3 separate regions of the Homo sapiens genome follow, and regions 1 and 3 are each linked to region 2. Evidence: chromatin loops called from intact Hi-C (ENCODE). Cell type or tissue: PC-9. All regions are shown on one strand.

Region 1 (8,000 bases), 110 kb before region 2:
GAAAGATGAGCGGGAGTTGACCTGGCTAAAAGGGAAGGGAGGGTGCACCAAGCTGGGGAACATCTTGGGCAAAGATCCAGTAGGAGTGTGAGTTATTGGTGGTCAAAAGGAACCAGAGTGGCTGGAACTGAGAGCTCCATGAAGAGTGGGGCAGGGTGAGGCCAGGGAGGCCTGTGGGCTCCTCCTTGAGCCCCACCCTGTGTGTCTTCACACTTGGAGCAACAGGAAGTCACTGCAGTGTGTTCTGCAGGGGGGAGATGAGATGGTGAAATTAGCCTTTTGCAAAGAATAACAAAACTTCCATGATCGACCACCTACTGTGGACCGTGGACCATGGACCATGTTAGGCCCTCCAATACACATCTCTAAATCCTGACCTCCTTCTGCACGGGAGGCCTCACCTCCACCTTTCAGGATGCAGAAGTCAGGTCACAAAGGTGTGAAGTGTGTTTTCTTCATGACCTTCCCACGAGGGTGTAGGGGAGCTGGGATTCAGACCCCGCTCTGAGGCCACATCCACACACTTCCCTCTGCACCCTCCTGACCTGTGACCCCCCGGGGGTGCAAATCTCTTAGGTTAGCCTTGCTTTCCCCATTCCTGGAAGGGGGTTAGGACCAGCCCTGCCTCCCTCCTAGGGAGTGTTTTAAAGTCAGATGAAATAAAGGAAGAAGTGACAGGTGGTGAGAGCAGGAGAGTCCCTCAGTCCAAGCCTCTTCTTTTATAGAGGGGGAAACTGAGGCCCAGAGAGGGAGATTGGCTGGCCCCAGATCACACAGCCAAACTCGGGTTCTGCATCAGCTGCTGCTTACCAGAAACCCAGGCAAACAGGGAGAACTGCCTTCTGCTCAGGGTTCAGTCACCGGACTGAGGGCCCAAGCAAGGCGGGCTCACGTCCTCTGTTCACTGTGGTCACAGCAGCTGTGGGCCACAGATAGCCCAGGCAAGGTTACTTGTATTAATAATGGCTGAAATTTATTAAGCCCTTTTTCTGTGCCAAAGCACTCTGATAAGTGCTTTTACGGAGTTATATTACTTAATCCTTGACATTGCCCCCAGGTGGTGAAGTGGCTTGCCCAAGGCCCGACTCAAAATCAAGGTCTGTTGATGCCAGACCAACTAGGCTGTTCCAGAGATTCTTTGTCATCCTGGTAGAGCAAATCGAGAGGGGCTTGAGATTCCTCAAATCCCAGCTGCCAAAGCCCTTGCACAGCCACAGGCAAGGGAGGGGGGCTCTGAGATGACTCACCCACCCAGCTGAGCAAAGCAAACACCTTGGGGTGGCATGTGGTCTGTGAGCTGGCATTGCCAGACCCCCAGTCATCAGGGACCTCTGCCAGCAGGGGCGGCCTGCAGGAGAGCAGGCAAGCGAGCCGTCGGGGTTCCTCTGCTGTTTGGGGACTCAGGTGCGACCTGTCTCCTCACCTGGAATGAACCCATTTGTTGGTGGCTTGAGCTCTAGAACCCATCGTGCTGTAGAGCGGAGCCGGTCTGCCTGGGGAAAAGGACAATGAAGTTGGGTGGCCCCACTCAGCCACTGATGAGCTGTGTGACTTTGGGCAAGTCACTTCACCTCTCTGTGCCTCAGTTACTTCATTCAGCACCTGAAGATAATAACACACTGTGGTGGAGCTGTGTGAAGCCAGTAAAGAACCACATTTAAGGGCCTGGCAGGATAGCATGGTAGCTGAGAACGAGTATGACTCTAGAACTGAATTTCCTAGTTCACATCCTGGCTCAACTTCCTGCTACCACTTGTGCAAGTTATTTAATCCTCTCTGGCCTTAGTTTCCCCATCTGTAAAATGGAGCAAGTAATCTTATCAATTTCACTGGGTTACTGTGAACATTCAATGTGTTTCCACACGTGAAGCTCTTAATGCCTGCCACAGAGTAAGCACTCAGTAAGTTTGGCTGTTATTCTTAATATTCCTTCATCATACCCTGCCAACTTGCTTCCTGTCTCACTTTGGCTGCTGGGAAGCTCAGAGCAAACGTTGTTTCCTAATTAGGTTCATGGAAGAATGATCTTTCCCTTACCTCAAGGGGGCTTTCTGGGTCCTTTTTTTTTTTTTCTTTTTTTTGAGATGGAGTCTTGCTCTGTCGCCCAGGCTGGAGTGCAGTGGCGTGATCTCAGCTCACTGCAAGCTCCACCTCCCAGGTTCACACCATTCTCCTGCCTCAGCCTCCTGAGTAGCTGGGATTACAGGTGCACACCATCATGCCCAGCTAATTTTTGTATTTTTAGTAGAGACAGGGTTTCACCATGTTGGTCAGGCTGGTCTCGAACTCCTGACCTCATGATCTGCCCACCTCGGCCTCCCAAAGTGCTGAGATTACAGGCGTGAGCCACTGCGCCCAGCTCTGGGTCCTCTTTTTACAAAAATTTGATTCTAATGTCCTGAGATATATGTACATACATAAACACACACATATATGATATTAAAATAAAATAAATTATATAATTTATTTTAATTATAAAGTTTCCTCCAATTCTTTCTAGAAATAATATTAGGTTGGTGCAAAAGTAATTGTGGTTTTTGCCTTTGAAAGTAATGGCAAAAACCAGAATTACTTTTGCACCAACCTAGTAGAATGTATCGCATTTTATGAAAACCAACAAGGTAGGCTACACGTCATGGGCCCTCTTGTCTGTGAGCTGCTGGTCATCGGCGCCTGTCCCATTCTTTCCTTTTTACTTTGTGGCTTTTTTTTTTTCTTTTGAGATGGAGTTTCACTCTGTTGCCCAGGCTGGAGTGCAGTGGTGGGATCTCGCCTCACTGCAACCTCCGCCTCCTGGGTTCAAGTGATCCTCATGCCTCAGCCTCCCTAGTAGCTGGGACTACAGGCAGGTGCCACCACGCCTAGCTCATTTTTGTATTTTTAATAGAGGCAGGGTTTCACCAGGTTGGCCAGGCTGGTCTCGAACTCCTGACCTCAAGCGATCTGCCCACCTTGGCTTCCCAAAGTACTGGGATTAGGGTGTGAGCCACCACACCCAGCCTCCTTTTTACTTTCTGGCTTTGCTTTTGGCCAGCATGTTGGTGCCCTGGAAAAAAAGAGGAATGCAGGGCAGGGACTGGGATGTGCATTTCTTCTAGAACTCTCTACCCCCAACACTGCCTCACCCAGGTCTGGGCACATGATAAAGATCCACCAGAAACCTGGAAGTGAATTGAAGGATTCAGACCAAGGTGTTTGGTTCTGTGGGTGACAACAGGTGTTTCTTGGTTGTCTTGTGTCACAGATCCTATGTGACATCAGCTCCCATTGCCAGGGGAGCTGTCCCTCCTGGCTCCTCTTTGAGGGAAGGGGAAAGGAAGGTGAAGGTATTGGGCCCAGGATGGAGAGGGGAAGGATGCTGTCTCCTCCCCGTCCACAGGGTGGCTTATGTCTACCGGAGCCATTCATTCATTCATTCGTTCATTCATTCACTCACTCAGCTGGACCTCCATTGGGTTCCAGACCCTATACTGGGGGCTGAAGATACTGAGATGAGTCAGCTGGTCCCTGCCCTCATGGAACACCTAGAAAGACATACGGACAAAAGGATGGGGATGAGGAGGGGATACATGAAGTTACCCTAATCAAGACGTGTGGTTTGACAAAGGACTTTCTTCTCAAATTTTGAATTTATTTATAGTAACAACTGTCATTCATTGAGTGCCAGCTGTGCACTCAGAGCTGTGCAAAGACCTTAACCTGCATTATCTCATTAATAAGCCCCCAAGGCCCCCTGAAGAAGGCAGTTATATTCTTACTTGGCAGATGAGGAAACAGACCAGAGCAGGGATGTGACTTGCCCAAGGTCACACAGCAAGCAAGTGTCAGATGTGGAATTTAAAGTCCAGAATCCTTATCTCAACTTCTCCCATGGGCCACCTCTCTATGAAAAGAAAGGCAGTGGGGTAGTTTATATTGGGGCAGCCCTACAATCCAGGGAAGGTAGTGGCTGGGGCAGTAGAAGGATTTTCAGCAGGCAAGGGGCAGGGGGAGCAGGAGAGATGGGCTGGGATGGGTGCTGAGGCCCGGACCCTTCTGTGGCATCAGAGCTTTGCTCTCTTCTCTTTCTGGAGTCCTGGGTCACCAGAGCCAGACTTCTGATGTGCTTTAGTCCTGTGTTTACATGAGTGTCAGACGGAGCAGGCTCCAGGGGAACACGGAAATGGCATTAAATAACGCTGAATCACACAGTAAGAAAGTTCCCCTTCCCTTCTCCTCCGTGCCTGCTGATTACTCATGGAGAAAGTCTCTGTTTCCTGCCAGCATGTCTCTAACACCTCTCTGACAGCCCCTAATCTCCCTTTTCAATTGGGAAAAGCAGACTTCAAGCTCAGAACCTGCTAGGGAGCTGGAATGCCAGGACATCATCTTGTTTTCATCATGAATAGTTTAGCTTATATATTTTTATTTAACAAACATACAAATGGCACTTTCTAAGTGCTTTGCAAATATTACAAATATTTCATCCCCATTACGACTTTATGAGACAGGTGCTATTATCCACCTTCCAGATGAGTAAGCTGATACACAGAGAGGTTGAGTAACCTGCCTGGGTCACACCTCCAGAGTGTCAGAGCAAGGACTAGGAATCCAGGCAGCAGGCCCCAGAGCCCATGCTCTTAAGCATCTCCCCAGACTACCTCTGATTCTCAGAATTGGTGCTGGCTCTCTTCTAGTTCCAGCAGTAGCCTGATTTTTTCCTTTACTGATGAATTTATTTCCATGAAAATAGGTGAGCCAATTTAAAAGTAAAGTGGAGTTCAAGTGGTTGTGTGGAAATAGCCAAAGTCCTAACAGTAGTTCAAGGGCTACTGAAGTTTGAAGAACACTGGTCAGTCCAAGCCCTTCATTTGGTGGAGGGGGATGCTCTGAAGAACAGAGAGGGGATGGGACCTAGCAGAGGTCACACAGCGAGTGAGCCTGGAGGCTGCCAGGACAGATGGGAGCGCTCACCTGCCACCCACGCCCATCTGCTTCCTGCACGCAGGACTGATGGGGCGCCAGGTGGCAGGAGCACAGAGGTGTGCTCACCTGCCCAGAAGTGTCCCGGTGCTGTAACAGGATCCCTGTTATCTCTGCTGTTCTGGGAACAGGCAGATCTGAGCCCCAAGGCCCAAGCCCAAGTCAGCATTTTGGCCACTGCTGAGCTGACATCTGTTGTATGTCTTTACCTTGTCTTCCAAGTCTCAACAGAGCCTGAGTGGGGAGCTCTGTCCTCAGCCTGCTGGTCAGGGCTCACCTTCCCTACCTTTACGCCTTTCCAGAAGCTTTCACAGCCTCTGCCTTGAGAGATGCGAGCTGACCCTGGGTTCAAGTCCTGGTTCTGCCGTATACCCACTATGTGGCTTTCTTTAGGATGCTTAGCCCCTGCAAGCTGTGCCATCCTCAGGTAGGAAATGGGGATGTACAAGATCAAAGACAGTGGGCTGGGAGGATCACCTGCCACACAGAAAGGCGGGAATGATGTCAGCTCCTTCTGGAGTTGCCTCGCTGCAGGGCTGCCTCCTTTGTCATGAAGGCCACCAGCTTTCTCCATGAGGGTCCTGGGAAGCGGAGAATGAATTAGGGCCATTGTCCCCATCATAGAGATGAGAATACCCCAAGTTGGGGGCTGTCTTCTTTAAAAATCAGGCTTCGGTCTGGAGTTCCACCCTGTGCACAGTGACACCAGTCACAGGCTTTGGATTTGGGCGTTCACTAGTTCCGTGTGGCCTTGGGTTGGTCATTTCTCCACTCCCAGCCTCAGTTTCTTCATCTGTCCAGTGAAACCATGCAGGGTTATTGTGAAACTTAAACATGATGAGTGTTCTTGGAAATGTCTGACCTACTTCACAGGTGTTATTTATGATTGTTTTTATTCCTTGTGTAGGCAGAAAAGTGTGCAACACTCTAAAATTACTAGGTGGGGTGGGCTCACGCCCATAATCCCAGCACTTTGGGGGGCCAAGGCAAGCAGATTCCTTGAGCCCAGGAGTTCAAGACCAGTCTGGGAAACACGGCGAAAACCCATCTCTACAAAAATACAAAAATTAGCTGGGCATGGTGGTGTGCACCTGTTATCCCAGTTACTTGGGAAGCTGAGGTGGGAGGATGGCTTGAGCCCAGGAGGTTGAGGTTGCACCATTGCACTCCAGCCTGGGTTACAGAGTGAGACCCTGCCTCAAAGAAAGAATAATAATAAAATATAATAATAAAATAATAAAATAAAATAATACAAAAATAAAATAAAATAATAAAATAAAATATAAAATTACCACGTAGTCAGGACATACAAGGGAATTAAAACCTGCTTTTTAGTAAGAGCCTCTGAAGAAGGCCTGAGCAGAGTTGGATCCAGGCTGATCTATATATTTGTATATAAAAATATGTGCATGTAAATACATTTTTAATATTTTAATATTATTTTCATGTATTTTAATATTTATAAAGTATATATTTATACTTACACGTACACACACACACATGCACACACACATATGTTTTGAATTGGAGTCTTGCTCTGTCGCCCCGGCTGGAGTGCAGTGGTATAGTCATGACTTGCTGCAGCGTCAGATTACTGGGCTCAAGCAATCTTCCTGCCTCAGCCTCCTGATTAGCTAGGACTACAGGTGCATGCCATCATGCTGGGCTATGTTTTTTTTTTTTGGAGACAGGATCTCACTATGTTGCCCAGGCTGCTCTTGAACTCCTGGGCTCAAGTGATCCTCCTGTCTTGGCCTCCCAAAGTGCTGGGACTACAGGCATGAACCACTACACCTGGCCCAGGCTGATATTTTGTTTCCCATCTGTTCTTCCAGTCAACAGTCTTTTTCACCCACTACTGGTTTAGGCATTGTGGTATGGAAGAAAGAGTGTGAGCTCCAGAGTTGGGCAACCCTGGATTTACAGGCCAGTTTTCCCAAATCTTGGCTGTGTGACCCTGGGCAAGTTGCTTTCACTCTCTGACCTTCAGGTGCCTCATCTGTAAAATGGGGGTCCCTTACCAGATTGTTATGTGGATTAAATGAGTCACTGCACATCAAATGCTCGGCACACATCCTGGCCCGTGCTGGACACTTAAATGATGGCTCCTCTTGTCACATGATCACGAGGCACTGGGTCCTGCACTGGGCTGTCATGGTCCAGTCAGGTGGCTTTGGTGGATATCCAAAGTCAGTCGGTCCCCTGCCCTGATGGAGGAAGCGCAGGCACCAAGCCCAGTCTGGGTGGTCAGGGAAGGCTCCCATGAGCCGAGTCGGAAGGGAAGGCAAGGGCTGGCTAGGTGCAGAGACCAGCACAGGCACAAGCGTGGAGTGCGGAGTGGGAGGGGCCTTTTCCTTTGGCTGTGCCCAGGCTGCCTGTGGGGGAGAGGCAGGAGATGAGGCTGCTGAGTGGACGGGCCCCCTGGGGACAGTTTGTCGGGGAGCTTGACAAGGTTAAGGATCTTCTTTGGACATCCTTTCACTTTCTCTCAATAACCTGGTGTGGATCTATCATCCCAGTATTTATCTAAACCCTTGCTGGACCCATTTATATCCTCCGCCTCTCCAGCTTCTCGGCGTAATGAGCTCCAGATGTGGTGAAAGGGCCTTCCCCAAACCTCTGCCTCAAGCCGGGAGGGTGCTGGGATTGCAGGGATGAGTCTTCGTTCACCAAAAGACAGGAAGGCCTTAGAGCCTGCAACTCAACCTTAGCTTCACCCTTACACAGGCCCAAGACACTTAGATTCGTGATCCCCTGGGGTTCCAGGCCGCTGTAAGGACCCCAAATCCTGGGCCTGAGTGTTCTGTGGGCTCCTTAGGGGGCACCCCAGAGACACTGGACCCTCTGTGGCCACCCCAGGAGTGAGACAGGCAGCCAGGAAGCTTTCAGCCCATGGAGATAGCAGAAATGTCCCCAAACCAAACCAAAATGGTGGCTCAAAGGTGCTCAGAAACCTCCCGTCTTGTGGTTCCCAGCTGTCAGTCTCAATTTCTACCATCTCAAGCCATGTTCTCACTGTTGTTCTACAAATGACTCAC
Region 2 (8,000 bases):
GTACCCTGTTCAACAGGTCCCTGGGAAGACCATGGGGAGAACAAATGGGAGGCAGAGAGGAATGTGAGCCTGATGATGGGCTGGCAAGATCGGGATGACTCTGGTGGTACCCAGACAGGCACAGACTCAGCTAAATATTTTCTCACCCACCTTCTTATCTGATTGTGATGGTACCTTGTAAGAGGCACATTGATTCAATCAACCTGTACACATCAAGTGCCTACGACCGGCCCGCGGCTCTGCTAGGGGCTGGAGAAACAATGAAAGCCAGACAGACCCGGCTCCTCCTCCCCTTTCCAGGTACTTTCAGTGCATGAAAAAACACAACACACAAGTTTACAAACCGTTTTCTAATATAATTACAAATTGTGATGAGGGTCAGTAAAGGAAACTGAGACTGAGACAGAACACAGCAAGAGACAATTGCTTTAGCCAGGGTGGTCAGGGTGGGCCTCTCGGAGGAGGTGGCATTTAAGCTGGGGTCTGAAGGAGGAAAAGGAGCCAGCGACGGGAAGAGCAGGGAAAGCCTTCCGGGCAGAGGGAACAGCTTGGCCAAAGGCCTGGAGGTGAGAGCGCATTCGATGACCACAGGCAGGAGCGCAGTGAGTGAGAGGAGGAGGGGGAAGCGTCCAGGAGACCATCAGGACCAACCTCACAGGCCTTGTAGCCAGGCTAGGCATGTGGGTCTATTCTAAGTGCAGTGGGGATAAATGGTGCACGAGGGAGTTTAGACAAGATGCCGCAGGTCTGATTCATTTTAAACAGATCACTCCAGGGACTGTGGAAGATTGGCAGAGAGGCCACAGTGGAGCAGAGACCCATTCGATGGCTCTCTCTGTCATTATTCCATGCAGGGATCATCAGCCCCCTTTCCAGATGAGGAGACTGAGTTTCAAAGGGGAGGAGGCCTTCCCAAGCCCACACGCCCGTCAGAGGTACAACTGCCTTCCTGTGTTTCAGGTCTCATTGTCTTCTTCCCACTTCTGCACGTGACATGCAGGTGCCAGCAGGACAGGTTCCCTTCCCACCCAGAAGTTGGGAGTGGTGTGGCCCCCCGGGCACTGTGGGCAGTGGCCACCCAGACCTCTCAGAGGTAGCTGATGGGAGCTGAGGCCCCAGTGCACCCCACAGTCACACAGTAGACTTGGGATCAGAATTGGCCTCTGCTACTGAAGAGCTATGTCTGTCTGTTCCTCTCTGGGCCTCAGTTTCCTCAAATGTCAACTAAGGGGGTGGGGCTCGATCCCCTTCCAGCCCCTCATTCATCCACCCATCACCCACTAGAAACCCAGCATTATACTGGGAGTTTACAGTCCAGCCAGGTAGACACATTCATAAGCAAGTAATTAAAATAGGCACTGTATACAAAAAAATTAGCCCGGCGTGGTGGTGCATGCCTGTAATCCCAGCTACTTGGGAGGCGGAGGCAGGAGAATCACTTGAACCTGGGAGGCAGAGGTTGCAATGAGCCAAGATCATGCCACTGCACTCCAGCCTGGTCAACACAGCGAGACTCCGTCTCAATAAATAAATAAAATAGACCCTGCCAGGGGGCTCAGGGAAGACTTCCTAGAAGAGATGATGTCTTAAAGGGGTCTAGGAGTTTGCCTGATGGTGAAGGGAAGGCATTCTAAGCAATGAGGGCAGATGGACAAAAGCCAGGGGTGTGGGGTGGGCCTGGTGGGGGGGGGGGTATTGTACCTAGGTGAGTGTGAGAGAGCACCAGACACTGAGGTAGGAGTGGTGGGCAAGTACCAGCCCCCTGGGGCCCAGGGGCCCTGCAGAGTTTGGGCTTCCCATGTCTGCTTGGGGAGCTGATGTGGACATTTTAAGATAGTGGCTTCATTGAGATAAAATTCACATACCAGACAATTTGCCTATTTAAATTGTACAAATAAGGCTGGGCTCAGTGGCTCATGTCTGTAATCCCAGCACTTTGGGAGCCAAGGCGGGTGGATCACTTGAGGTCAGGAGTTCGTGACCAGCCTGGCCAACATGGTGAAACCCCGTGTCTACTAAAAATACAAATTAGCCAGGCATGGTGGCACGCGCCTGTAGTCCCAGCTACTCGGGAGGCTGAGGCAGGAGAATCGCTTGAACCCGGGAGATGGAGGCTGCAGTGAGCCGAGATTGTGCCACTGCACTCCAGCCTGGGTGACAGAGCGAGACTCCATCTCAAAAAAGAAAAACAAATTATACAAATCAGTGGTTTCTAGTGTATTCACAGAATTGTGCAACCATCACCACAATCAATTTTAGAACATACTCATCACCCCAAAAAGAAGCCCTGTTCCCCATTAGCACCTCCTCCCCCTGCTCCCCTATCCCCAGCCATTGGCAACCACGCATCGACTTTCTGTCTCTTTCGATGTGCCTGTGCTGGGCCTGTTTCATATAAATGGAATCCTGCTTTCATGGCTGGCTTCTTTCACTGAGCACGATGTGTCCAGGGTTCACCTGTACCGTAGCATGTGTCAATGCTTCGTTCCTTTTTATGGCCGAATAGTATTCCAACGTATGTGCCATTGTGGATTTTTAAGACTTGGAAAGGTCTGCACTCCAGAGAGCTAGTTTGGAGAGTGGGTGGGTGGGAGGAGGCCAGATGGCGTGAGAGGCTGAGGAGTGGGTGGAAAGAGCTTTCTAGATGCTGGCAGCGGGGGGAGCGGCCAAGACCAGACCAGAGACTGCTGAGGAGGGAAGACCTAGTAATTGATTGGCTGTGGGGGGACAGGGTGGAGAGTGATGCCACTTCCCAGGGCAGAGAAGAGTGAGTTTCATGAAGCAGTGCCATAGATACAGAAATGATACAGTGCCCGGTGGTGGGGGTCGAACCTGGCCAGGCAACAGAGCAAATGAAGGGCGGCTTAGGGCAGGGGCAGCCTGGGGAGTCTGAGAGGGAGCCAGGACACTGCAAGGGGGAGAGGGCAGCCAGAAAGGCAGTCCAGATGGAGAGGCTGGCACCGCACAGAGGGGAGAGAGAGCAGCCACCCACTGGCGGCCCCCCCGGGAATGCCCCGCAGATGGAGGAGGGATGCTGAGCTGGGCAGGCTGTCTCCAGAGAGGGAGCAGGAGGAGCCTGATCTTGGGGCCAAAACCCTTTGGCATCTCTAAGGATGGTTCTAGACCTTCCTGGAAGCCTTGTGCCCCCATTCTGCAGAGGAGGAAACCCGTTCAGAGAGGCCGACTGCTCGACCAGAGCTGGGGCTGCAGCCTGCATGTCCTGACTGCCCAGAAGCTCTGGGCAGTGCCAAGATGGTGAGGCTGCCCCTTCATCCAGCCATCAGGGAAAGGTCGGTGCCCAAGAGGAAGGCGAGAGGGAGGGCAGGACGACTCAGGGGACCCAGACCCAGTGCAGTAATCCTCATGATTACTTTATGTGGTAGATGCTCTTACCAATGAGAACAATGTAGCTCAGAGAGGTCAAATAACTTGTCTAAGGTCTCTCAGCAAATTGCTTTTGAACCAGATGGCTTAGTACTGCCAGGAACTGTTACAAGTGTTTTTACATAAGTTAAGCAATATAAACTGACAACAACTCTAGGAGGTAGATACTGTTGTCCCATTTTACAGATAAGGAAACAGTTTAAGTGACTTCCCCGAGGCCACACTGCTCACACAGGTGGGTCTGGGTTTGCCAGCAGCCTGCACACTAACCACTATGTTCACTGCCCTCCTGCTTGCATGGCCTCCAAAGCCCATGCTCATTCCACTTAAGGAGGCAGCTCCAAGATGTATTTATGGGCCAGGTGTGGTGGCTTTTGCTTGTAATCCCAGCACTCTGGGAGGCTGAGGCAGGAGGACTGCTTGAGCCCAGGAGTTCAAGACCAGCCTGAGCAACATAGTGAGACCCCCCATCTCTACAAAAATAAAAATAAAATTAATAACAACAACAAAAGAAGTATTTACAGAGCACTTGCTGGGTGCAGATTCTAAGCTAGGCACAGGACAAGCAGCTGTGAGTCAGACATGGCTCTGATCCTGGGGGAGTTGAGAGCATGGCCAGGAGACCCCCAGAAAAATAATTTTGGTGGGTAAGTAAAGCACTCTGAACCCAAGCAATGTTCTGGGCCCCAAGAAAGGCAGGGTCTCTGAGGCCAGAGCTGGTTGAGGGTTGAGGGAGGGTGGTTTGCTAAGACTTGGACTGGGAAGATAAGCCTTGAAGACTAGAGCTGGAAAAAATGAACTAGGGAAATTTATGTTAATTGTTTACATACACAGAAACTAATGTCCAGAGAAGCTGAGTCACTTGCTGAAGAACCCACAGCACCCAGGCATAAAATGTACTCCCGGTGAGGGCCTGGGGGCCTGTGGATGGTTTAGCTGCATTTCATCCCAAGGAGATGAAATGTTTGTTGCAAAGCTGTTTCCTGTCCACCCACTTACCCATTGCACAATCTCTTCCAGGTATCATAGCAGAGCTGGGTTCATGAACCCAGCAGGCTGAAGCTGGGAGAGGGGCAGGGCCTAGACCCTCAGCCTCCTGATTCTCAGCCCAGGGCCAGCAAGAAGAGGAAGGTGGATTTGAATATGTGTGCACACAAGGCAGTTGCCTCTTATAGGCCCTAACCTCATACTCAGAGCTACAGTGGGGGTGGACTCCATATCAGGGATGATGGCCACAGCCCATGGGAGAAGCCAAATGAGGGCCGAGTGCAAGCAGTGCCCTCCTTAGGCTGGCCCTGGTACTGCAGGCCCGCCTTTTATTAATATTTTAATAAATTGATCACATATTCATTGGGCACCTATACTGTGCAAGGCCTTGTGCCATGGGCCTTACGCTTAAGCAGAATACTCACAATGACCCTGCAGAGATGGGCCTTAGAATCCTAATTTTACAAATAAGAAAACTGAGTCTGAGTAGTTAAGCAGCTTGTCTGGGGCTGCACAGCTAGTAAAAGGCCTAGCCAGTACTCAAAGCCAGGTCGGTCTTATTCCAAAAGTAGTGTCCTCCTCTATTCTACCACATCACCTCTCTACACTGCCCTAGGACTTTTCTTCTGCCGTATAATCATCTTAATTGTCTGTAACCCAAGGATCTAGTTCTAAGAATCAGGGCCCAGCCAGACATTATTAAGCAAGACCAGGACCCATGCACACTGCCCCAGACATCTTCAGATGTGCCTCCTAACTAGGTCAGGATTGATTCTAGAGACCATGACACAGCCAAGCTGGGATAGGTGAGGGAAGATTGCTGGGAGCCCTAGACAGCTCACGGACAAGAAACTAGGGAGCCCTGACAGAATTAGAACTCCCACGTTGGGGCCTGGAGACTTCAAACCCTTCAAGAGATGAGATTTTCCAGCAGTGGTGCTGCATGGCCCCTCCGCGAGGCTGTGTGGCCCCTCCGTGAGGCTGCGTGGCTCGTGACCTCTCTGAGTCTTCATCCAGTTTCCTGGTGACTCTCCTTGTCTTCTCTCTCAGGTTGTCCATCTGGGACTTTCAAGGCCAACCAAGGGGATGAGGCCTGTACCCACTGTCCCATCAACAGCCGGACCACTTCTGAAGGGGCCACCAACTGTGTCTGCCGCAATGGCTACTACAGAGCAGACCTGGACCCCCTGGACATGCCCTGCACAAGTAAGTCCTAGGGCCCCTCAAGGGCGATGGCTGGCCGAGTCCCAGGTCTACCTGCAGAAAAGCTCAGAGTGAGGATTGGGTGCCGTCCGGTTACAGCCAGTCTTTCCCTGGTGGGAAGAGAAATGGAAAAGTGCTCAAGAAAGGGGCATCCTGGGGTGGCCATGCTCCCACCTTGCAGACACCACAGTGCTGGCATCTGGCTCCTTACCCCCTTCTGCTGAGTCACATGGAAGATAAAGTCAAGGTCTGGATTCACAAAGGGACAGGGGATGGGAGGCTTGGCAGGAGATGAAGCAACACAGGTAGTATATGTGGCAGAAAAGGCTGCCCAGTGTTCTAACCTGGCAGCAGCTGCCTGAATCACAGCCCAAGGTCCTCTAGGAAGGCACTGCCTGAGAACGCAGCGTCACAACCCCTGTATCTGTCAGGGATGGCATTCAGCTGTAAGTAACAGAGCTGAGCCCTATGGCTGAAACTGTACGGATTTATTCTCTCACCCAAAAGGAGCCCAAGGTAGACAGTCCTGGGACAGTATGGGCAATCCACGATGGCCTTTGGGGCCTGGCTCTTTCTGCCATTCAGAATGGCATAATCCTAGCTCACTGCAGCCTCAACCTCCTGGGCTCAGGTGCCCTCAGCCTTCTGCCCTCAGCCTCCTGAATACCTGGGATTACAGGCGTGCACCACCACACCCAGCTAATTTTTCTAATTTTTTGTAGAGACAGGGTCTCGCTATGTTGCCAAGGCTAGATTTGAACTCCCGGGCTCAAGGAATCTTCCCGCATCCTCCCAAAGTGCTGGATTACAGGCATGAGCCACCACGCCCAACCTAGTTTCTGTTCTTTTTTTTTTTTTTTTTTTTTTTTGAGATGGAGTTTCACTCTGTCGCCCAGGCTCTGGAATGCAATGGCATCATGATCTCAGCTCATGGCAACTTCCACCTCCCGGGTTCAAGTGGTTCTCCCACCTCAGCCTCCCGAGTAACTGGGATTACAGGCATCCGCCATCATGCCCGGCTAATTTTTTGTATTTTTAGTAGAGACGGGGTTTCCTATGTTGGCCAGGCTGGTCTTGAACTCCTGACCTCAGGTGATCCGCCTGCCTCGGCCTCCCAAAGTGCTGGGATTACAGGTGTTAGCCACTGTTGTTTCTGTTCTTAACGTCACTTCATAGTCCAGCATAGCTGCTGAAGTCCCAGCCATCACCCACATTTTAGGCAGCAGAAGCAGGGAAAGGACAAAGGGACACGCCATAGCTGTCTGTCTCTTTTTAAAGAAACAGCCCTAGTCAACAACTTCTGCTCTATATCAGTGGCAAGCACTTAAACACAGGAGGCTGGGAAATGCCATCTTTTAGCTGGACATATTGCCACCATGAATAAAGCTGGGCTGTTCTAAGGAAGAAGGAGAAAATAGATACTGGGCAGGTATAATTCCAAACGCAAAAATACTATCCTCAGTAACAAACACTGAGCAGTTTGTAAGCTGGGAGGAGAGAAAGGTTTGGGCAGATGTACAGCAGGCTAACTTGTATTCTAGAAACATTTCTCTGGTGGGGAGACAGGACAAAGAATTTAAGGAAGTCCTTTCAGAGGGGCTGAGCCAGAGCAGCGGGCACAGAGTGGTCACATGGGGAATAGTACCCCCTGAGCCCCCCACTGACCAACACCTCTCCCCCGCCCCAGCCATCCCCTCCGCGCCCCAGGCTGTGATTTCCAGTGTCAATGAGACCTCCCTCATGCTGGAGTGGACCCCTCCCCGCGACTCCGGAGGCCGAGAGGACCTCGTCTACAACATCATCTGCAAGAGCTGTGGCTCGGGCCGGGGTGCCTGCACCCGCTGCGGGGACAATGTACAGTACGCACCACGCCAGCTAGGCCTGACCGAGCCACGCATTTACATCAGTGACCTGCTGGCCCACACCCAGTACACCTTCGAGATCCAGGCTGTGAACGGCGTTACTGACCAGAGCCCCTTCTCGCCTCAGTTCGCCTCTGTGAACATCACCACCAACCAGGCAGGTAAGTGCTTCCGACGTGGGCCAGGGGAGTGCCCCATCGCGCTGTGCCAGGGAGGGTCCTGCAGTCCTCACAAAAGACTCCTTCACATCTATGGAGTGATTTCTTCTTTTCAAAGGCTTTTCATGTGATCGGTCCACCTGGGAGAGTAAGTGCTACCTCTTCATTGTAGTGGTATTAATAACAATTGCTCCCATTTGTTGAGTGCATATTATTGAAGGTAAAAGTTAAGCTGCTGTAACAAAAAGATCCAACATTAGGTGACTTAAAGGAGTGGAATGTATTTCTCTCTCATGGGAGAATCCAGAGGTGAGCAGTCCACGTCAGCGTGGTGACTCTGATCCACTCAGAGACTCAGGGACCCAGGTTATTTCCGTGTCATTTCCCCACGTCCCCTGCTCCTTGT
Region 3 (8,000 bases), 160 kb before region 2:
AATCATAACTCACTGCAGCCTCAACCTCCTGGGCTCAAGGGATTCTCTCACCTCACCCTCCCAAGTAGCTAGAACTACAGGTGTGCACTACCACGCCCCACTAATTTTTTTATTTTTATTTTTGTAGAGACAGGATCTTGCTATGTTGCCCAGGCTCATTTTGAACTCCCGGCCTCAAGTGATCCTCCCACCTTGGCCTCCCAAAGTGCTGGGATTACAGGTGTGAGCCACCACGCCCAGCCAGTAATTGTTATTATTATCATTATCTCAGTAGCTACAGATGCCTTTGATTCTCAATAACTACAAGTCCTATTCAGGCCCCCTAAGGCTTTTGCTGGGTTCCAATAAGTCCTGATCACAAAGTAGAGATTCCTGGGTTTTGATTGCCTTATGTGTCCTTCCAAAAACTCCTTAGTCAATTTCTTGCAATCCAGAGAATCATCATGGCTCACATGTCACTACCTCCTAGAAGCCTGCCTGCTTATCATCATGTCCTCTCCTCTCTGTCTGTCCAACCAACCAACCATCCATCCATCCATCCACGCGTCCATTTGGCAAACACTTCCAGAACGTCTTCTTTGCCTGGTCCTCTTTAAATGTGAATCAGCTAAAACCTTTCCAGAGAGCTTAGCTACACCCACACCCAGTTCCATGACTTTTTTCTTCTCACGTCCAGGGTCCTTAAAAAATGGGACCTGTGCCTTACCCTTCTGTATGTGTCCCCAACCCCAGTGCCCAGCCTAGTCTGGATCTTTTCTGTGATTGTACCCGGATAGGGGACAGCTGTCCTGGCCTTCAGAGCCTCCACACCCAGCTCACTCGCCCAGCTCCCCCACCCTGCTGCACCTCTGTTACCAGGAACCCATCAAAACAGCATTATCAAACTCCAGGAGAGACGCAGATTGGGAAACGGTCGGCCAGGGGAATAGCCATAAAATTCTGTGTGCTCCTGTGGGGCGCAAAGATCAAAGTATCCCATATCAGTCTCAGTATACAACCGTAACAACATAACAACCTTTTACCTGGATACGGCACTCCACAGTTGACAGAGGTGTTTCCCATCTCCTGGCTTCTTTCATCTTCCAACAGGGCCCCTGGCCACAAGGAAACTGAGGTTCAAGAAGTTACACAACCACCCAAAGCCACACAGAAAGTAAAGGGCTGAGTTGGGATTTCAACTCGTTTCTCCTGACATTAAATCCAGTGCCTTTGCAACCATATCATAGCTACAAGCTTCGGAAAGGCCTTAATCTGGGGAATTGGGAGACCTGGCTCCCAGCCCAGCATTCAGGAGTCTGTTGAGCGACCTTAGCTAAGTCACTTCCTCTCCTGCCTGCAGTTTCCTCCACTGTAAAGTGAAAGGGCTGCCAGGCTCACAAGGTTGTTGCAAGGATTAAAGCAGATGATGGGTGGGAACAGACTGTGGAAACAGGCTACCCACTGAAGCTAGACACCCACCCACCCACCAGGAGCCTCACCTACAAGCTAGACAAGCCAGGCCCTCCCAGCTCCCAGGAGGAAGTGAGTCTTTGGCTCCACGTGGTAATGGAGCTACTGGGAGCTACATGGCTCACAGCTACTGGGTAGCATTTTACCACTTATTTCCTATGCCAAGAAGGTTCTTTGTACTGGTGGGAGAGAAGTTTCCATTCATTCTAGCAAGCAATTAGTCAGTGCCCATGTGTCAGGCCCTTTGCTGGACTTGGATTCAGGGGTGAACAGAATGTAGTCTGCCCTAGGGCAGCTTCACGTATGGATGGGGCATGAACTCGCAGGGAAAGGAAATTGACATTTCACAGGTATTCTCTAATGCCAGGTATTTTCTGTTTGTCGTTGCATGCTATGCTCATCACGAACCTATAAGGATCTGGTCCACTTGACAAATAAGGAAATTTGAGGGCTGGGTGCAGTGGCTCATGCCTGTAATTCCAGCATTTTTGGAGGCTGAGGTGGGAGGATCGCTTGAGCCCTGAAGTTTGAGGCTGCAATGAGCTATGATCACGCCTCTGTACTCCAGCTTATGCAACAGAGTGAGACCTATCTCTAAAATAAAAAAAAAGAGAGAAAAAAACTGAGGCTTAACGAGGTTGAGTATTCTCCCTGCTCAAGATCATGCATGATTCTAACACATCCCTTCCCTAACTCCAAAGGCCACACTCTTTCTGCTCCTCAAGGCTACTTTGCAAGAACATAGGATGAAGGAAATTGAGGTGTGTGTCATCAGCAGGCTGGGGAGGTTTCCAGAAGGGGCATGGGTCTATGGAAGGATTCCTGAGGAGCTGGTCTGTGATGAGGTCTTTGGAGGATAAGCAGAATTCTGGAAGACAGGATGGGGAGAAATGTGGTCTAGCGTGAAGCTGAGCATGAGGAAAGAGTGGAGGTGAGAAAATGGAGGAGTTCCTGGAGACCTGAGGACAATGGTTTGGCTGGGGCAGAGGGTACCTGGAGGTGAACAGTGAGACAAGACTGGGAAGGTGGGCTGGGTCCCGTCCTTGAAGGGCCTCAAATGCCAGGCTAGGGAGTTTATATTTATTGCAGGGGGGAGTAGGGGGGCATTCAAGACTTGTGAGCAGGAAAGTGGCTCCAACAAAGGGGCTTAAGGGTTAAGAGCAGAGAACCAGAGAAACAGGATGAGATTTAATAAGATTCATCCTTGTACTTTGCACTTAATTTCCCTCTGACATTAAATAATTTAAAACACTGAACATGTACTGTGGACAAGGCCCCGTGCTTGTCCACATGGATTATCTCATTTCAGCCTCACAGCTCTAGGGGATAGGCACTATTATTAGTCCATGTTACAGATCAGGAGACTGAGACAGAAAAGTAGACTGGCCTGAGGACTCCGTGCTTATAAGAGGTGGTGCTGGATTTGCACCCAGGCAGTCCTCTCCCCAAGCTACGACCCTTTAGAATGACAGCAGGAGGGAAGCCCTTCTCCAGAATGAAAACTCAGATGACCCCTTCCCCAGAAGGCTGGTCATGAAGTGGGGTGCAGGGCCAGGGGTCAAAAGTGGAAACCCAGGACCCCTGCACCTCTTGCCTCTGGCCACCTCCCTGATGGTTCTCCTAGAGGGTGAATTCACTTCCAGGACCACCAGGTGGCAGTCAAGAGACTGGCTAATTGGAGCTGCAGCCCAGCCCAGCCTCCTCCAGCTCTGAGTCACAAAGACCCAGGGCTGACAGTGAGGAGTCAAGCAAAGGGTGGCTTTCAGGGAACTCTCCCCTCCTGGTTGCTTCTCTCCATTCTCCCTGCAGCCTCTGTGCTCAGAGGGGCATCCAAAGTGGAGCTGGGTTCGCAGGTACCTCCAGGAGAAGTGGGAAAGCAGGAGAGTTTCTGGTTTCACGGCCCATCACCCCCCTGGAATAGTATGCAGTGGTTAGCAATGATGTTTCCAGAGGGTTTTTAACAACCCAAGGGAATGCTCACTCCATGGTGCTGGGTGGGAAAAAATAGGACACAGCACCATACAGACAGCAAGATTATAGTTACATGCAAAATACTTGTGCCTTAAAAAAAAAGTACCTGGATGGAAACAGATCAAAATATTAGTAGTGGCTCTCAGGCTGTGGAGATTAGAGGTGGTTTTTGTTTTCTTTCTTATCTCTTCTATATCTTCTTTATTTTTAACAATAAGTATGTGTTTCTTTTATCATAAGGTAGAAAGAAAAGATTTCTTGAAAGTGGGAAGAAAGAGGATTAGCTATCAAGGCATTTTTTTATCTTTTAAATGTAACCTCCTCCAGGAAGCTTTCTCCCCTTCTCTAAGCAGAAGTAGTGACTCCCTCCTCTGTGCCCGCAGAAGGTTTGGACAACCTCTATTAAACAGCACTTTGAGTTCCTTAGGATAACTATTGCCGTCAGTGTCTATATCTGTGCTATCCAATAATGGTAGCCACTAGCCACCAGCCACACGTGTCTATTGAATACTTGAAATGTAGCTAGTGCAAGTTGAGCTATGCTGAAATATAAAATGCATGCTACATTGCAAAGGCTTCGTGTGAAAAAAGAATGTAAAATGGTTCATTCATTACATGCTGAAATGATAATATTTTGGATATATTGGGTTAATAAATATATTAAAATTAACTCCATCTATTTCTTTTTCTTTTTTTTAAATATGCCTACTAGAAATGGTTTAATTATATGTGGGGCTTAGATCATATTTCTATTGGACAGTGCTGGTTCATGAGCTTCATGAGGGTAGATCTGGGGCTCTCAACTCAGGCCCAGAAAGGGGAAGAGCCCTGTCTGAGGTCACACAGCCAACTGGTGACAGAACTAGAATTTGAGCCATGTCTCTGTACATTTATGCAGCCAATAGACACAGGAAAAAATGCTCATCATCACTGGCCATCAGAGAAATGCAAATCAAAACCACAATGAGATACCATCTATACCAGTTAGAATGGTGATCATTAAAAAGTCAGGAAACAACAGATGCTGGAGAGGATGTGGAGAAATAGGAACACTTTTACACCGTTGGTGGGACTGAAAACTAGTTCAACCATTGTGGAAGACAGTGTGGCGATTCCTCAAGGATCTAGAACTAGAAATACCATTTGACCCAGCGATCCCATTACTGGGTATATACCCAAAGGATTATAAATCGTGCTGCTATAAAGACACATGCACACATATGTTTATTGAGGCCCTATTCACAATAGCAAAGACTTGGAACCAACCCAAATGTCCATCAATGATAGACTGGATTAAGAAAATGTGGCACATAAACACCATGGAATACTATGCAGCCTTAAAAAAGGATGAGTTCATGTCCTTTATAGGGCCATGGATGAAGCTGGAAACCATCATTCTGAGCAAACTATCACAAGGGCAGAAAACCAAACACCGCATGTTCTCACTCATAGGTGGGAATGGAACAATGAGAACACTTGGACACAGGTGGGGAACATCACACGTCAGGGCCTGTTGTGGGGTGGGGGCAGTGGGGAGGGATAGCATTAGGAGAAATACCTAATGTAAATGACGAGTTAATGGGTGCAGCACACCAGCATGGCACATGTATACATATGTAACAAACCTGCACGTTGTGCACATGTATCCTAGAACTTAAAGCATAATAAAAAATATATATAGTAAAAAAAAAGAAATTCCCCCTGGCCTGGCACTGGCTGTAGGGATGGTTTGACCCACAAATGGCCATGTGACCCCATCAATCCTGCATCAGTCAGCAAAGCCACTGGGATGGGAGTCAGAGACTTGGGTACACCGAGAGGGGATGTCTATTCTATGTTTTCTCTGGGCTCTGCCACTCAGTGTAACATGTTTCCCCCCTTCAAGAGCCCCACTACCTTTCCCCTCAGGAAGAAGGAGCCTCAGGGAAAGCAAAGGGAGCCTAGAGCTCATTGGCATCCTCTGGTATGGCTGAGATCCTCACCAAGGTCCTGTTGCCCCCACTGAATCCACGACAAAGAGAGGGCTGAAAGTGGCCTCAGAGAAACCACCTTGGCCAATGCCCTCATTTGGCATTTGTGGCAAGTGGGGCCCAGAGACGGTGAGTACCCTGCCCAAGGTCACACAGTAAGTTAAGGGAGGGCTAGGGAGTTAAGGGAGTCAAGTTAAGGGAAGCAAGTTAAGAGAGCCCCTGGTGTCTCCATCTAGGGGCTCTAGAGGCCAGCCCAGCCCCACAGACCGGGAGGATGGTGGCATGGGTTAACACATGGGGTCCCCCAGGCCCTGCTCAGCCAAGTTCATGCTATTTCCTCTACCTCCAATCTATCCAGTCTCAACTTATAATCCTCCATGACTCCCCCATTGAGGTTAAACTACAATCCATATTCTCCCTCCCTGATGTAACCTCCTCCACGCTCCAGTTGATTGCCGTACTTCAGCTCCTATTCCCAGAGGGTACCCAGTGTGTTCCCACCTCAGGGCCTTTGCCTCTGCAGTTTCTTCCACCTGGAGCTCTCTTCCCACATGTTGGCATGGTAGACTCCTCGCTGTCCAGCTTTTAGCTGCCATGTTGCCTAAGAGGCCTTCCCTGATTCCCCTGGCCAGAGCAGCCCCCTGCCCTCCGTCAATCACTGCCCCATCACCCTGGTCATTATCTTTCTCGCACTTACCATTATCGTTATTAGCTTGTCCCTATATAGGTCTCTCTGCAGCAGAATATAGGCTCCCAGAGAGCAGGGCCTTGTCTGGCAGGTCCACAGCTGCGTCCCTGCCTCCTCAGTGCCTGGTATGCAGGAGGTGCCCAACTAATGTTTGTCAATCAACTCTGATTGAAAGAGACCTAGACAAGACAGGTCACTGAAGCCTCACTCCAGCTGCACCAAAAACAAACAAAAAACCCCAAACCTTCCACATGTCTTTGGGCAAGTGGCCCCTCTTTGGGCCCCAATTTCCCCGTCTGAAAAATGGCGTTCCCTGGCTGCCGGGCTGGCTCGCAGGATAGGCTGGTTGAATTAGCATGAGTCGAGTTGATGGGTGTGAACGCTGCTTTGTAAACTGTTAAAGCGTGATTGCAAATTCGAGTAGCTGTTGTCATTAGACAAATGAAGCTTAAACCGCCTCCTCCTCTGCTGAGGAGGGGATTGGGTCAGATGCTCCCTGGGGCCTCCTGCCCTGGCAGTGTACAGTATAGTTTTGCATCCAGGCACTGCCCTCATGGAGCTCACAGTCGGCTGGAGTTGTAGAGATAACGTGCAAATCAGAAACAATCCATCAGAGAAACCAGCAATGGACCATGTGGGGCTGATTATCTTTCAGGGAACAGATAATAGGCAAATAGGTCAGTCAGAGAGGGGTGAGGCGAATGTCAATTAAGCTCTTGGTGGGGGCTGGGGTGAGGCTGAATCCAAGTCTTTAGAGCCAAGAAGGCAACCAGGTGGAGTGCACAGCTGGGACAAAAGCACAGCTAAAGGCGGTTGCCAAGAAATCAGGGAGGAGAGCCTGGCCAGACTGCAGAACCCAGCCACCCCAAATGGGGAATAAAATACTGTTTAGAGAGAAGAGGATGTGAGAGAAGGGGAACTTAATTATGATCAGTAATTTTCTATTTTTGCCAGGTAAAGGCCCTGGATAGATGTCTATTTCATCAGATAACGTTGGGTGAGTCACTTTCCTTTTTAGGCCTCAGTTTCCTTATCTGTGAAATAGCCTGTGGGAAGAGCCCTGAGCTCTGTGCTTCTGTGAAAGGTACAAGGAGGTCAGCACTGGGGTCGGACGGACATGGGGTTGAATCCTAGCCCAATTTGCCATGTGACTTTGGACAAATTACTTATCTGGTCCTCAGTTTCATCATGTGAAAAGATCAGCACCTGGTGCACAGAGTAGGAAAGATTAAGGGGGACAAGAAATAAACAAAGCCCAGCCTAGTGCCTGGTACCATGTCCTCAATAAAGCAGAGTCACTGGTCTTCCTATTTTGAGACAAAAAGGAAGTAACCACTGGCCCTGGGTAGGTGGAGTCAAGGGTCCCAGGAAATAGAAACAAAGCAAAAAAGCTGAATCTGCACAGTACATAATAGGTGCTCAATAATGACTTCTTGAATTTGGAAGTGTCTAGCACCTGGATGCACTGGAGGGGGCCAGAGCTTAGAGCTGCTCTGTCCAGGAGAGGGAGGATTGCCTCAAGATGGGCCAAGCTTGGGGTCCCTCAAACCCTGGGTCTCCTGGAAGGTCTGACAGGCAAGAACTGAAAATAAAGGCTAGCCCCACCCCAGTGGATCTTGACCCTGGTGAGGGGTCTGTAGACTTAAAAGGGGGAATCTTCGTTTCTCCTCTCTCCCTGCTCACTCAAATAGGAACGGTAGTGGCTCTGCCAGCCCCACCCCACTGGCTCTTGACCCTGGTGAGGGGTCTGTAGGCTTAATAGGGGGAAATCTCCTGTTTCTCTTCTCTCCCTGCTCACTCCTGTTCTGTCTCCCTCCCAGGCTGCCTCCTCCTGGTGGCCTTCCAGGATGACACCCATTTCAACTGGACTCTTGGAGCTTCAAGAGACGACCCAACTTTCCAAACCTTAGATGGATTCCCAA

The links. Peaks named below come from ENCODE experiments on the same cell type or tissue, not always from the same donor. Only the 100,000 strongest peaks of a DNase experiment are listed, where the experiment ranks them.
Region 1: it touches region 2 in a loop (6-fold over the local background); 3 of 110 quality-filtered maps call a loop at or near these places.
Region 3: a loop joins it to region 2, with 13 times the contacts of the local background. A loop is called at or near these places in 31 of 110 quality-filtered maps.

Annotation. Positions count from the first base shown.
Region 1 is chr1:22,746,319-22,754,318 of GRCh38, forward strand. All of the region lies in intron 1 of EPHB2 (EPH receptor B2), which reads left to right. Among named protein-coding and RNA genes, the nearest start is that of MIR4684, 31 kb to the left of the region's middle. RefSeq lists enhancers at 4,196-4,245, 7,946-8,000. In PC-9, no CTCF peak of the experiment used is centred here; DNase peaks (open chromatin) are centred at 1,243, 4,203 and 4,423; H3K27ac peaks cover 4,665 bases.
Region 2 is chr1:22,857,616-22,865,615 of GRCh38, forward strand. It overlaps EPHB2 (EPH receptor B2), which reads left to right. Exons shown (of 16, transcript NM_017449.5): 4 at 5,422-5,577; 5 at 7,262-7,597. It overlaps MIR4253 (microRNA 4253), which reads right to left and starts at 5,611; the gene lies at 5,544-5,611. RefSeq lists a silencer at 7,410-7,755. In PC-9, CTCF peaks have their summits at 4,680 and 4,881; a DNase peak (open chromatin) is centred at 4,416; H3K27ac peaks cover 1,603 bases.
Region 3 is chr1:22,701,530-22,709,529 of GRCh38, forward strand. No RefSeq gene overlaps it. Among named protein-coding and RNA genes, the nearest start is that of EPHB2, 5.3 kb to the right of the region's middle. RefSeq lists a silencer at 7,997-8,000. In PC-9, CTCF peaks have their summits at 3,075 (motif pointing right), 3,275 and 7,790; a DNase peak (open chromatin) is centred at 3,132.